Regions from separate parts of the Homo sapiens genome. Here all the other regions are linked to region 1. Evidence: read pairs that join two places in POLR2A ChIA-PET (ENCODE). Cell type or tissue: MCF 10A. All regions are shown on one strand.

Evidence for each region. ChIA-PET counts read pairs that join two places held together with the same protein. Peaks named below come from ENCODE experiments on the same cell type or tissue, not always from the same donor. Only the 100,000 strongest peaks of a DNase experiment are listed, where the experiment ranks them.
Region 2: POLR2A ChIA-PET joins it to region 1 with 5 read pairs; 3 of 35 experiments call an interaction of 5 or more read pairs at or near these places.
Region 3: POLR2A ChIA-PET joins it to region 1 with 5 read pairs; 5 of 35 experiments call an interaction of 5 or more read pairs at or near these places.

Annotation. Positions count from the first base shown.
Region 1 is chr1:230,456,926-230,461,925 of GRCh38, forward strand. No RefSeq gene overlaps it. Among named protein-coding and RNA genes, the nearest start is that of PGBD5, 33 kb to the left of the region's middle. In MCF 10A, no CTCF peak of the experiment used is centred here; DNase peaks (open chromatin) are centred at 1,726 and 2,746.
Region 2 is chr1:229,706,101-229,711,100 of GRCh38, forward strand. No RefSeq gene overlaps it. Among named protein-coding and RNA genes, the nearest start is that of URB2, 82 kb to the left of the region's middle. RefSeq lists an enhancer at 1,092-1,619. In MCF 10A, a CTCF peak has its summit at 4,862 (motif pointing right); no DNase peak of the experiment used is centred here.
Region 3 is chr1:230,380,201-230,385,200 of GRCh38, forward strand. The region is part of intron 1 of PGBD5 (piggyBac transposable element derived 5); the gene reads right to left. Among named protein-coding and RNA genes, the nearest start is that of PGBD5, 44 kb to the right of the region's middle. In MCF 10A, no CTCF peak of the experiment used is centred here; no DNase peak of the experiment used is centred here.

The DNA of each region.
Region 1 (5,000 bases):
GAAATGAGAGCACCGAACAAATTCATAACCTTTAGCAGGCATTTACTTTGAGGCTCAAAATGACAGTTTTTAAAAGGTTTTGTCAGCGAGTAGCTCCTATAATTCACTGCTTTAACAATAAAAAGATAGATCTGAAGTTTAGGGAATAGATTTCAGAACTGACTTTTAACTTTGCCATTATCTAAATTGATTCCATTTGACCTAGTTTTGCTTTGCTTCAAGGTCAAAAGCACTTGTGGTCTTATAGACTGAATTTTTCAATATTTAAAGAACACGCTCAGAAAATTGCCAGTGGGCATAAAATATGGCCAAAACCTTGAATTAGTTGGAGCAGAGCAATCAGACTGGTGCCTTGTCTTTTATTTTTAATACCAAGACAGATAATTAATATTTATGGGACACCTATTTTGTGCTAGATACTAAGAAGCTGAGCATATTATATACCTTATCTTACTTAATCCTGACAAAAATTCTATTTGGTAAGCATGATATTCCTCATATGACATATGAGGAGACAGAGGCTATGACATCTCCTAGCTAGAAAATAGGATTCCAGGCCTGGCGCCGTGGCTCATGCCTGTAATCCCAGGACTTTGGGAGGCCAAGGTGGGTCGAGGTCAGGAGTTCAAGACCAGCCTGGCCAAGATGGTGAAACCCTGTCTCTACAAAAAATGCAAAAATTAGCTGGGTGCGGTGGCAGGCACCTATAATCCCAGCTACTCAGCAGGCTGAGGCAGGAGAATCGCTTGAACCCAGGCAGCAGAGGTTGCAGTGAGCCGAGTTTGCACCCCTGGGCGACAGAGTGAGACTCTGTCTCAAAAAAAAAAAAAGAAAAAAGGAAAATAGGATTTATTTTATTAGAGCTACCCAAGAGAAAAGAAACACTTCTCTAACTTTATCTGGCTAATATTTAGAAAACAGATTTTTTTTTTTTTTTTTTTTGAGACGGAGTCTCACTCCGTTGCCCAGGCTGGAGTGCAGTAGCATGATCTTGGCTCACTGCAAGCTCTGCCTCCCTGGTTCAAGCGATTCTCCTGCCTCAGCCTCCTGAGTAGCTGGGATTACAGGTGCACGTCACCACACCTGGCTAATTTTTGTATTTTTAGTAGAGATGGGGTTTCATCATGTTGGTCAGGCTGGTCTCGAACTCCTGACCTTGTGATCTGCCCTCTTCGGCCTCCCAAAGTGTTGGGATTACAGGCGTGAGCCACCGTGCCCAGCCTCAGAAAACAGATGTTTTAAAAATTGAGCTATAATCGATACATAATAAGATGCAAGTGTCTTGAGTGGCCCATTTGATAAGTTTCAGCATTGTTTACACTTCTGTAACTGCTTCCCCAAAACAAGATAAAGAGCACCTCCCTAACCCCAGGAAGCTCCCCACAGCCCTGCCAGTCAATGTCCAAGCACCCTGGGTGACCACTGCTCAGGTTTCTGTCACCATCGGTTAGCTTTTGCTGTTCTTTGAAGTCACATAAAATGTAATAATATAGTATGTACATCTTTGTATCTGGCTTACTTCACACAGCATAAGCTCTTGAGATTCATACATACTGCTTTTTGTATCAGTAGTTTGTTCTTTTATTGCTGAGTGCTATTCCATTTAAGGAATATACTGGCATTATTTACCCATTCTCCTGTTGATAGACATTTGGGTTGTTCCCAGTTTTTGCTATGTGAAAGAAAAACAGAAACTATGCCAAAGGGAAAGTTGAGCTTGGGAACTGAGTCACCAATACTGTCTTCCCTTTGTTCCCAAGCAGATAGCTGTAATTTCACAACCTATGTCATACTCTCACTTCCTCTAGTCCTTCTCTTCACTTGTTTACTTTATCTTACAAAAAAACATAGATTTACTGAGCGTGGAGGATGCATAATTGACTTTTCCCTCTATTTCCTCTTTTCACATGTAAAATGTAGATTCACTGAGGTTCATCAGAGCATCACAAGAATGTAACCATCTGCCTCATGGCCTGCCTCACTCCTTTTTCTCCTTCTCTTGCTTGCTCATTCCCCTTTAAATACCGAATTTCCAAAACCTCCTTTGGGAAAAAGCGTAAGTCACAGATGCTCCTACAATTTGTACTTTTTTCCCCAGGCATTTCTTCAACTTTGGCTAAATAAACCTCTAATCAACCGAGCCCTGACTCAGTCACATTTTGGTTAACAGCTACTAGGAATGAGGATAACATGAACACTTGTACAGGACTTTTATTCGACACGTTTTCATTTCTTTTAGGTAAATACTTAGGAGTGGAATTGCTGGGTCATAGGACAGATGCTGGTTTAACTTCTTAAAGAACTCCTAACACATCTCCAGATTATTGTACTGTTTTTGTTAAATATTAAGGCTCATTCAACAAATATTTATCAGGCAGCTATCATTTCCCAGACACTGCTACAAGTGTAAGCAGTAAGAAAAACAGAACAAAAATCTCTGCTGTAGGGGACAGCTACTTGGGGAAGATTCAATAAACAAATAAGCAAGTTAAATACAGAATGTCAAGTGGTGATAAGTGCTAAGGAGAAAAATGAAGTCCAAGGAGGGGAAGAAGCATCTGGCATGTGCTTTTTGCATGATTAACATTAGCTATTATCTTTTTTTAAAAAAAAAAAAAAAGAAGAAGAAGAAGAAACTGGATCTTGCTTCTTTTGTTACCCTGAAGTCAGATCATTGGATTTCACAATGGGGAAATGGTGACCTCAGCAAGAAGAGTTTTAGAGTTTTAGTGAATCACACGACCTCTTAATTGGTTTCGAGTCATTCTTGGCAGCTGACGCAAAAAATGGGCTGTAAACGATCATAGGTGAGTGTAGAGCTTTGGAGTCAGACAGTCTGGGCTCAAATTGTGACTTGGTCACTTACAGAGTGCCGTTGGGCAAGATATTACCTGCTCTCAGTCTCAATTTTGTTATTTTCAAATAAAGATAATGATAAGAATCCTAACCTCCTAGGGTTATAAAGTCAAAGGAAGATAATGTTTGTAAATTGCTTGGCACAAAGCCTAATAAACACTCATTTAACATTAGTTGTCATTATTTTAAAAAAGAGAGACTTGGGTTTGGTTTCTTATGTGACCTAATTGAGTACTTGATCCTCATAGCCTACATTTGACACAAGATGTCTGAGTATTCTCTGAAATATATATCTCATGGTCGCACCTGGCTTTGAGTTGCTGCAAGACCCTTTTGAGATCAATCATGTTTTATTTCCTGTGAGTTCTTTCTTTCTCTCCTCTGTTCTGACCCAGATGTGGAATTCACCTCTCTTTCCTTGATTTTCACCCAAAATCTTTATTTCACACAAAGCCATTGGGCAACCGATGAGGAAGATGAAGAATGGTTCAGTGTATGTGATAGCACCCAAAAGATCTTGAAACGCTTGCAAACACCATGAAATTGGGCATTTCCCACCATAGCCCACTCCTTCTGATACCATGCCATACTGCTCAGCCATCCTGTTTTTTTCTCCCTCTTTCTCTCCTCCCCTCTATTCTCAGCATTCCCCCATGCCAAAATCTATCTTTATTTCTCCAAAGGGCAGTTTAACTGTCTCATGTGTTTTCTTGTTTTCTGAAACTTCTGGTCTCAGAGTCCAACCTCTACCACCAAGCGTCTTGTTAAGAAAGACAATTTCTTCTCCTAGATAAGTTTTCATACCAGTTGTAACTTAGTCAACAACATATGGCACATGATAGCTCTTTCATCTTGGTTGTCCTCATGTGTGAGATGAGATGCATAATTTTGGTCAGAAATTGGCATTTCCTTATTATCTGTCCGAGGTTCCAAGCTTTCTCAGAACAGGTCATGTCTCAGATCCTCAACATGGTTTTCTGACCCATTCCGAAGAGACCTGGAGGTTTGTTGGACCCTGCTTATTCCTTTCCCTTCCCTCCCTCCCCTGGACTTGCCTGGGGCCGTTCTGGGATGTGGTGCCAGGTGTGTGAATATGGGCTCCTACAGCCTGGCACACTTTGCTCTCTAGAAAGTCAATTCTATTCCTGAACTGTGTTCTTGGGCTCTCCTTCTGAATCTCAGCTTGTTTCCCACATGTTTGTTTCACTAAGGAAGCCTTTGGGGTTTTCTTTATGCCTTTTTAGCAAACTGTATTCTGTTCTTTTGCTATTTTGCATTTGGAATTATGCCATGAATTATGCAGATTAATTGTTCTTCTTTTACTTTACATCTCTGTAATTGCTAAGCTTTCTAATTTTATTTTCTTATAAAAATCCTCTTCCCTTAGCACCAAAAAAAGAGAGGAATACTTAGGTATAAATCTAACAAAATATGCACAAGACTTACAAGAGGGAAACTACAAAGATCTGATGAAGGAAATCAAAAAATTAAGCAAATGAAGAGAGATTTCATGTACATGTGTAGGAAGACTCAATATTGTCAAGATGTCAGTTCTTCCTAACTTGATCTATAGATTCAATGTAATCCCAATCAAAATCTCAGCAATTTAGTTGGTGGATGTAGACAACAAACTGATTCTGAAGTTTATATGGAAAGGCAAAAGATCCATGTCAGCTAACACGATATTGAGGAAGAAGAACAAAGTCAGAGGATAGATACTCCCTGGCTTCCAGACTTACTATAAAGCTACAGCAATCAAGACAGTGTGGTATTGGCAAAAGAATAGACAAACAGATCAATGAAACAGATTTAGCAGTGGAACAGACTACAGAGCTCAGAAATAGACCCACACACATATAGTCAACAAATTTTGACAAAGGAGCAAAGGCAGTGCAGTGGAGAAAGGCTAGTCTTTTCATCTAATGGTGCTGGAACGACTGGACCTCTACTTGCAAATCAATGAATCTAGACATAGGCCTTACACGCTTCATAAAAATTAACTAAAAATGGATCATAGATCCAAATGTAAAGCACAAAATTATAAAGCTTCTAGAAGATAACATAGGAGAAAATGTAGTTGGTTTTGCGTTTAGCAATGGCTTTTTAGAACAAAAAGCACAATCAATAAAAGAAAAAAATGATAA
Region 2 (5,000 bases), 750 kb before region 1:
ATGCTCCTACATAGATAAATATTGCCAACAGCATCATCTTTTTATTTTAATTTTAAAAACTTACATAGAGTAAAATCTACTTTTTTGGTGTAAAGTTTTATGAGTTTTACATGTGCATAGAATCTTGAAACTAACAGCATAGGCAGGATACAGAACAATTTCAACACCTTAAAGAATTCCTGGCCAGGCTCAGTGGCTCACACCTGTAATCCCAGCACTTTTGGAGGCCAAAGCAGGTGGATCGCCTGAGGTCAGGAGCTCCAGACCAGCCTGGCCAACATAGTGAAACCCTGTCTCTACTAAAAACACAAAAAATTAGCTGGGCATGGTGGCAGGTGCCTGTAATCCCAGCTACTCAGGAGGCTGAGACAGGAGAATCACTTGAACCTGGGAGGTGGAGGTTGCAGTGAGCCGAGATCATGCCATTGCACTCCAGCCTGGGCAACAAGAGCAAAGCTCTGCCTCAAAAAAAAAAAAAAAAAGAATTCCCTTCTGCTTTCCCTGTGTAACCAGACTCTCTTGTCCCTGGCAACCACCTATCTGTTCTCCGTTCCTATATTTTCACTTTTTCCAGAATGTCATGTTGCGGGAAGTCAGGGACCCCGAACGGAGGGACCGGCTGAAGCCATGGCAGAAGAACATAAATTGTGAAGATTTCATGGACATTTATTAGTTCTCCAAATTAATACTTTTATAATTTCTTACGCCTGTCTTTACTGCAGTCTCTGAACATAAATTGTGAAGATTTCATGGACATCTATCACTTCCCCAATCAGTACTCTTATAATTTCCTATGCCTGTCTTTACTTTAATCTCTTAATCCCGTCATCTTCGTAAGCTGAGGATGTATGTTGCCTCAGGACCCTGTGATGATTGTGTTAATGGCACAAATTGTTCGTAAAGCATGTGTGTTTGAACAATATGAAATCTGGGCACCTTGAGAAAAGAACAGGATAACAGCAATGTTCAGGGAACAAGGGAGATAACCATTATGTCTGACTGCCTGGGAGCTGGGAAGGACAGAGTCATATTTCTCTTATTACTGAAAACGGGTAAGAGAAATATCACTGAATTCTTTCCCCAGTAAGGAATATTAATAATTAACAGCCCTGGGAAAAGAATGCATTCCTGGGGGAGGGGGGGGCCTCTAAAATGGCCGCTCTGGGAGTGTCTGCCTTATGCAGTTGTAGGAAGGGATGAAACACGCCCTGGTCTCCTGCAGCGCCCCCAGGCTTGCTAGGATTAGGAAATTCCAGCCTGGCTAATTCTAGTCAGACCGGTTCTCTGCTCTTGAACCCTGTTTCCTGTTAAGATGTTTATCAATGACAATGCGTGCACAGTGGGACATGAAACTTCATTAGCAATTCTAGTTTCACCCTGGCCTTGTGACCTTGCCCTGCCCATTTGCCTTGTGATATTTTATTGCCTTTGAAGCATGTGATCTCTGTGACCCACACCCTATTCATACACTCCCTCCCCTTTGAAAATCGCTAATAAAAACTTGCTGGTTTTGTGGCTCAGGGGGCATCACAGAACCTGCTGACATACGATGTCTCCCCCGGACACCCAGCTTTAAAATTTCTTTCTTTTGTACTCTTTCCCTTTATTTCTCAGACTGGCTGACACTTAGAGAAAATAGAAAAGAATCTACGTTGAAATATTGGGGGCTGGTTGCCCCTATAATGTCACATAAGTAGAATCACACCATATGCAACTTTTTGGTTTGGATTTTTTCAGCTAGCACAATATATTTGAGATTCATCCATGTTGTGTGTATGAATAGTTTGCTCTTTTATTAATTAGTAGCATTCCATTGTACACGTGTACAACAGTGTGTTTACTCATACACCCATTGAATAACATTTGGATTGTTTGACGCTCTTGGCAATTATAAGTAAAACTGCTATGAACATTCATAGATGAGTTTTTGTGTGAATGTAAGTTTTTTTGTTGTATCTTAAATAGTATTTTAAGTACCCTGATTTGATCATTACACATTCTATGCATGTACCCCATAAATAAGTATGTCATAAATCATATGTAGCCCATAAATATGTACTATTACATGTTTGTAATAGTACCCCATAAATCTACCCCAAAATATGTACTATTATATATATATATATATACATTACTATGTATCAAAATTAAAAAATTAAAAAAATTTTTGAAGTAGATTTGTTGGGTGATACAGCACACACACACACACACACACACACACACACACACAGATATGTCACATTTTAAGAAACCATCCAACTGTCTTCCAGAGTGGCCGGACCATTTTGCATTCTCATCAGCAATTGGTGAGAGTTTGTATTGCTCTGCATGTATTCCAACACCTGGCATTATCAGTAATTTTTTTTTTATTTTGGCCATCTTAATAGGTGTGTAAGTCAAACTTTGATGATATTTTGACCAAGCATGAAAGAGTCCAATTCATTTTCTGTTGGTGGTATTTATGAACACTTCTGAGGGTGCTTCAGAGCTCAGTAGAGCTTCGGGATGTTATCAGGGATAATCTAAAAAAGGATTCCATTATCAATTAAGAGTTTAGGACTCAAGAAGTTTTTGTTTTTAATTAAGTAAGTTTCCATGCTACAAGACTACCCAGTATCTTTAATATGCCTATGTGCATAATGACTGTCCACAGGAAGAGACAGTAGGCAGTTTTCCCCTGAAATTTGAAGATGGAACTCTTTGGCCTATGGAGCATCCCAAAGGTTGAATATTGGGCAAAACTCATTTAGGAAATGCTGCTGTCATTCACAGAGAGAAGAAAAATAATCTGTGGATACTCAGTAACCATGCATTAACTGAAAACAGTTTTCTTCTCTACAAAGTGAACTTTTTCACTTAAGAAGTTCTCCTTCTTAATTTATTGATCCTCTTAAGAATAAGGTTTCCGTGACTCTTCTGAGATATCCCATCACAGAACTGTGATTAACTTAAAAAGACCCAAGACATTGAGATTTCTTGACTTCCTGCACAGGAGGCTGGTTCTTCATTGAAATGATATTTTCTTTCTTCCATGGCTGTCCCTCTGAGCAGAGCCATATTTTGGCATTGTGAGCTGTTCTCAATCACCAAAGACCATAAACTAAGCCAGGAAGACTTTGACCCATTGTTTTACCTCTGTTCTTGTACTCTTTACTGTCGTTAATTAACATGAAAGTTCCATGTTTTCTCCTTCCCCACTGGTCCAAGTGCATGGCCTGCCCTGAGGGACGGTGCGGTGAGCCTGCTCATCAGAGTACACATTCCCTGTCTCCAAGGATGCCTCTGGTATATTTCCTTTATCTGGAGTTGAAATTCTTCTCTTTGGGCTTTAAGCCCTAGTGGTGGTTAGCAGGCTTGGTCAGAGGTAGGAAGATTTTACTCTTGCTGGTGATACATCAAGAGGAAATTAATAAAGGATTCTGAACAGTGCTCAATCGACCTGAATCTAGAATTCTTGCTGAGATTGGGCTTTTAGGAACCCTGATGAAGAGATGAACTCAGCTCTCTGTTTCAACTGAGCTCGTCAATACAGCACTAAGGCAATTTGGCCAATATAACAACCCACCGTGAATCACTACAAAGCTGAAATTGTGTCCCTAGAGAGCTCACTGAAATGGACATGAGTATTTCATGAGAAAGGCTAGTTCACTGCAGAGGCAAAAGGTTCATCTAAATCAGTGTTTGTCGTTGCTGTTATGCAGCCAGCAAAGTGAGGTTTTCATTCTGTTTTGACTCCAGCTGTTTTCCTTCAGGGCTGCTCCTGCTCATGTGTCTGAGGCTTTCCCTGTTGGAGGCCTTTGGCTACCTCATCCCAAGGTGCACCTTCCATAGACGGTCTATCAGGCTGGCCAAGGGAAAGCAATTCTTGTACCCAAGACCCTGTCACCTCTTGCTACGACTCTCCTTATCCCTTGCATTTCTACCTGGTCCTGAAGGCCAACTGCTTCCTCTTTGACATCTCTTTTTTCACTCCATAATGATTCCTCTTCTAGCCTTTTATCCACATAGAGGGCCCTACCTGTGTGCCTGAGATGGAGTTGTCTGGGTTCATATGAGGATTCCCTACCTAGGATCCTCAGCTGGTATTTCTTCAAGAATGGCCAACAGACCAACTGCATCAGTACCACCTTAGGGTGCCTGTTAAAAATACAAATTAGGGGGGCCCATGGGATCATTTGCAGGAAGCATGGAATCTGCCTTTTAACAAACACCCAAATGTTTCTCTTTGCATTCGAGTTTTAGAACAATTGGCCCAGCCCTTCCCACCTATAGATCTGCCTGCTGGGCATCACCTCAGCTCATTTCTGCTTCTCTTTATAAGAAAGTCTTTTATATATTTGCAGATTAGCCCCATCTGTCTCAAGCCTACAAACTCATACTAATAAACGGCTTGTTGTAATTTTCTTTACCGCACTCCCATCCCCAAATAAAATCCCATCAATTTTTTATATCTCTGTTTTTTTTCTAGTTCTCATTGAAAGGGACTTACACTTATAGGCATGAGAAAAATAAAACAGTACAAAATTACTTAGAACACTAGAAAACTGAACAAAACATGTGAAACAACAGCGTTCAGACACTGGACTATGGACTGCCCAGGACTGTGACCCCTGAGAGAAGGGAAGCAGGGAGGGCAAGTCGGATAATCCTTCAGTCTTGCTGCCTGGAAGCAGTTTCTGAACTGCAGTTCAGGGAAGGGGAATTCAAACAGATTCTGGAAATCTCACCAAATTGAGACAAAATAAATCAGAGTTCAGGGAGGTCAAACAGCCAGAATGTGGGGCAGAGAACAGACAGGAGAGGATTTCACAGAGAAAGAATTCCAGAAATCTGAACAGGGGTCCCTTGAGTCTGAAAAACCAGTCACTATGTGGTTAGGATAAAACTCCACAAGGTGGAGCAAAGAATAATTTCCAGGAAAAGAACAATTACCAGAGAGCTGTAAGCCAAAAAGTTTCTAGAGCTTACACAGAAGTGGGAATCATTTGAATGTCCACCAG
Region 3 (5,000 bases), 77 kb before region 1:
TAAGTCAAATGGACTTCCCTTGTAATCACAGGATAGAAAACAAAGCCCTGTGTGGAAGAGACAGGCAGTACTTTCATGCCATTTTCCTTTACTTAATTACACAGAGAAATTAATCCTACTGTGAGTTACTAATTCAGATGCCAGACCAGTGTCACTGGCAGCCACAGGGCGCTCTGCCTCCCTGTGCTGGGCCCTCTGGGCAGGGCATACCTAAGTGGGGCCCTGCAGGGTTCCTTCCAGGTGCTCACCCTAAAGGCTGGTCACTTGTGGTGGAAACTGACACCCACCACTACCGTCTTGGGCAGAACCAGCACCTCCTTCCCCTCCCGGCTCTCCAAGTGGACATAAGCAACAGCCCCTCACTCTTGCTGCCAAGAATCTGTGCATCTGCAGGAAGGAGAAAGGAGATGCAAGGTACTATCCATGCCAAGCCCAGGTTATGGCTTTAGGGTTTCCAAAGAAAACCCTGTAAGCAAATGCACACCTGGTGAAGAGGGAAGCTATACAGGTCAGCACCCACACCTGTACTCAAGAACCAGGTGCATCAATCTCTGCTTTCAAGACCCTGTGTCTTGGGCTCAATCACAGCTTGTGCAGGGCTCTGTCCACCAAAAGGCTCAACAGTCAAGAGAAAGCTTAAGTGGAATAAAGACAGGAGCAGCTGAAGTGGCCCAAGAGATGGCAATGGCTGGAATCAACCCAGAAACGGTAAAGGGAAGAGTCAGAGTGCTAGGCCCTGTGGACACGGATGGCTCTGGGAGCCCCGCTCAGGAGTGGGTGGCCGTCTGCGGCCGTGTTCTCCCTAGAGAGGAGTGACAATGAGGCAAACACCATCCACGTGCACAGTGCTTACAGTTTATAAACCTGCTGTCACACACACTTCTGCCCTTCTCCCAGTGAACCTCTGAAATACCTATTGTTTTGCCCATGTTATAGATAAGGAAACTGAAAGCCAAACAAGGTTGCGAAATTTACCTGGACTATAAAGTTAGAGCCAGCACTGAACCCAAGTTCTGTCTCCAAGCCCAGAGCACTTCCTTTCTCAGCATGTCCCGCTGCCAGGTTGTGAGCACACTCAGGTATAGTATAATCCTGGCACCAACAGACTGGCATCCCAGGCAACCAGCCTACTCTCTGGGTGTCCCTGGGGAACATGCACACGCTGCTGCTGCCTGCACTCTGGAGCAGCCTCCTTCCCAGATGGCCTGCCGTGATGGAGCTGCACTTCTCAGTCTCAGCATCTTGGCCAGGGGCCGCCACTGGATGTCTCACGCTGCAGTGGACCAGTTGTGCACCCCAACCCTGATCAGAGGCTGGACCCTCTGCCAGCCTAGGCTTACCCCATCCCTGCCTGAGCAGACTCCCTGGCTGGCCCAGGCACTTAGCAGTGGGATGAGAAAACCACCCACTACTTTCTTCTGTCCTATCAGTGTCCCTACTGCTAACTTGGCTGAATTCCTTGTTCCATGAGCAGGGGACCCTTTTGTGCCTAGTCCAAGTCCCAGCCACCCTCCACGCCCAGGGTTCCCGGAGCCGCCGTCTGTGTTCTCTTCCCTTGCAACTCCACAGCTGGGCATCCGGGACAGAGTGTGAGCCACCCCTCCCCTCATTTCCTTTCTTCCCTTCACCCCAGCATGCTGGGATCACTGCATGCTGTGCCCTCGGGCTACAGTACCCACTCCTGTCCCTCTCCCATCCTACATCCACTCTCACAGAGATGGCAAAATCTAGCTCAGCTGCAACCCTTTTCATGAAACTTTTGTCATTCACAGCTTTAAAAAAAATTGCTTCCTTCCTCTGGATTCTCAAAGACTTTACATCTTTCTCATGCAAAGTTTTAACTTTCTACTGTGGACTACTGTTGGACGTTAGTACTGTAAGCTTTAGTCCTGCCCAATTCTTCCCTGTCAGCCCACGTGGTTACTGCCTACTGCAGTTCCTAGGCCAGCAGGAGCCCAGCAGGCAACCATGGAGCGCGGACATGCTCAGAGACAGCCCTGAGTGTCTCGCTGCAGAATCGCCTGTGGTTGTTGATGAAAGCACTCACTAATGATTTGTTCCTCTACCTGGGCATTTTGAAGTATTTTAATTTTTAACAGGACACAAGAGTCCTGTAAAGGAATGACATCCTAATGATGGAATTTCAGGAATGTCCACTCATGGGGACTTTTCCATAGTCATGTGAGGAGAAGAGCTGTTGACTGCCAGGCCTGTAGCGGCCAACTGTGAGCACCTGAACTGCACTGAACAGGCCACACTGATGATGGGCAAGGGAAGCTCTGGCTTTTGTATGCTGGCCACCCCTGATCTCAGGGAACTGGCTCACTGATCCACTGGATATAGGGTGACCAGCTATTTAGGTTTACACAGAACAAAGGGGTTTCCTTAGGCCCCGGATTTTCAGCTCTGAAACCAGGGCAATCCTAGGTAAACTAGGGTGGTTGGTCACCTGAGAGGAGGTGAGTCTGTTATGAAAACACGTGCAAGGTGTTCAGGCATCTTTAGATTTTTATAGGAGAAAAAGCATACACATTTATTTAATGTATATATGTGGGAGTCTTCAGAATGAAGACCCAACATTTCAATGAGTAACAGAAGCTTATATACTGTCTTGAGGTTACAGAAAGAATGGGGGCATGGGTCCTAGGAAAAGAGGTTATGGGATGGGGGAGAAGAGGAATGTTCAAGGAGGGATCTTTAAATGTCAGATGTTACTACTTCATTGTAAGGATGCAGGCTCTCTATTTAAAACTTTCCCTGACTAGAATTTGGTGGGGCAGCTGTCCGGGCAATGGTTCTCTGCCATCTCGCTATTTATTTTCCCTGCCATCTCGCTGTCTCTGTTTTATGTATGTATGTATGTACATGTGTATGTATGTAAATATTTGAGACAAGGTCTTGCTCTGTCACCCAGGCCAGTGTGCAGTGGAGCAACCACGGCTCACTGTAACCTTGACCTCACAGGCTCGAGCAATCCTCCCACCTCAGCCTCCAGAGTAGCTGGGACCATAAGCATGCACCACCATGCCCAGCTAATTAAAAAAATTTTTTTTTGTAGAGACAGGGTCTCACTATGGTGCCAGGGCTGGTCTCGAACTACCGAGCTCAAGCAATCCACCCACCTCAGCTTCCCAAAATGCTGGGATTATAGGCCACCATGCCCAGCATTTTTTTTTTAATTTTTGAGAGAGTCTCACTCTGTCACCCAGGCTGGAGTGCAGTGGTGCAAACACGCATCACTGCAACCTCAAACTCCTGGGCTCAGGCGATCCTCTTACCACAGCCTCCTAAATAGCTGGGATTATAGGTGCACCACCAAGCCTGGCTTATTTTAAAATTTTTTGTATTTTTTGTAGAGATAGGGTCTCACTATGTTGCCCAGGCTGGTCTTGAACTCCTGGCTCAAGCGATCCTCCCACCCCACCGCATCCCCTTGGCTTTCCAATGTGCTGGGATTACAGGTGTGAGCCATCATGCCAACCCCACAGTCTCTCGAGAGACTCCCAATTCCTCAAAGTTGGAGAGCAGCAGAGACAGCACTGGGAGCCAGTGGCTTCTGAAGGGGCCTGAGCCCCATGAGCTTTGCCTGGCTTTTGCCTCTATTTCTGGCTTCCCAAACAAAACCTGTTCCAGCAAAAGTCACACTGTGCTGATGCCTTTGGACAAAGCTGTGTGGGTGGGCAGGGTGAGTAGAGGAGGAGATGAAGCCAGTGGTGAGAGAAGCCCAGGTGAAGGCAGTAGATCAGGCTCGGTCCTCCCCTGTGACTTCGGGGATAAGCAACAGTGGTGATGGAACCCAGAGAAACAGCGTGCTTGTCCCGTCCGTCCAAGCACAGTTGAAAAGCCTTCCAACTTAACACAAGCTGGTTTTCTGCACAGACGGAAAGATTCCTGATTTCTTTGGGGGAATACTTTTTGCAAAGAGGGTCGGAGCAACCGGGGAAGTATTGGATGCTATATATTTCAACCATTTAGGTTACATTTAAAAGTACTACTGAACGTCATGTTAACAAAAACAACAAACAGGAGTAGTAAAAAGAGGGAACATTTGCCAGTACTTTCAATGTTGTGACTCTGGATCACTGGGTGAAATGTACATTTTGACTGCATGGGGTGGGAAATAGGGAAGGGAGAGGAGATCTGAGGGATGTATGTGTGGAAACTTGGCCAGCAGGTACAGAAGTGTGGTGAGACTGTGTAGAGGGACTCTGGGGAGAGACCAACCCAGGTTCAAATTCTGCCCCTGGCATGTGAAGCTGAACGAGGTGTCCTTGGGCAAGATACAATCCCTCCTAACAGTTTCCTACCTGCTGAGCACCCACCGAGCACTGGGCACGCGCTGGACAGCAGCCATAGGTGCCCTCAGTTCCCTGCGGGAGCAGGGGAGGTAAATTTTATTATCCACATTTTACAAATAAACAAAACGTAAAGGATAGAAGGAACCCATTCAAGGCCACACAGGCAGTAAGGAGCAGAACAAGAGCACTAGGTGTGTTTGACTCTCACGACACCACGCGGCCTCTTACCTCAGTCTTCTCATCTATAAAATGGGCATTGTGTGTGTTAAATTCTCTGCACTCAGGTGCTTAATTAAATATTAGTTCCCTTCTCTACCTCCCTTCCTCCTTTTAGTAGTGCTTAACCCATTGCTCTAAAAAGCTGTTTCCAGAAATACTGGTGTTGGTCAAGGGCCTGCTGACTTCTTAGCTGCTGTGTTCACTTTTTCCTGGAGCTGTAGCAAGGCGGCTGGTTATAGAAGTATTTCAGTAAATATGTTTTTAATCATCGAACTCAACTTTGCTTTCAGCGAAGGTGACAGTTAAAATTGCTGCCTTTCATTTTGCCAGTCAGCCCAGCATGCCACATGAAGAGGCGTGTATTTTTTTTTTCCCCCTCATATGATATATTCACACCCAGCGTTGGGGCTGAAATTTCAGTCTCGCGCACGTGTTATTTTAGGATTTCAGTGTAGATCCCCCCATAACTCACTTTGTCCTCTT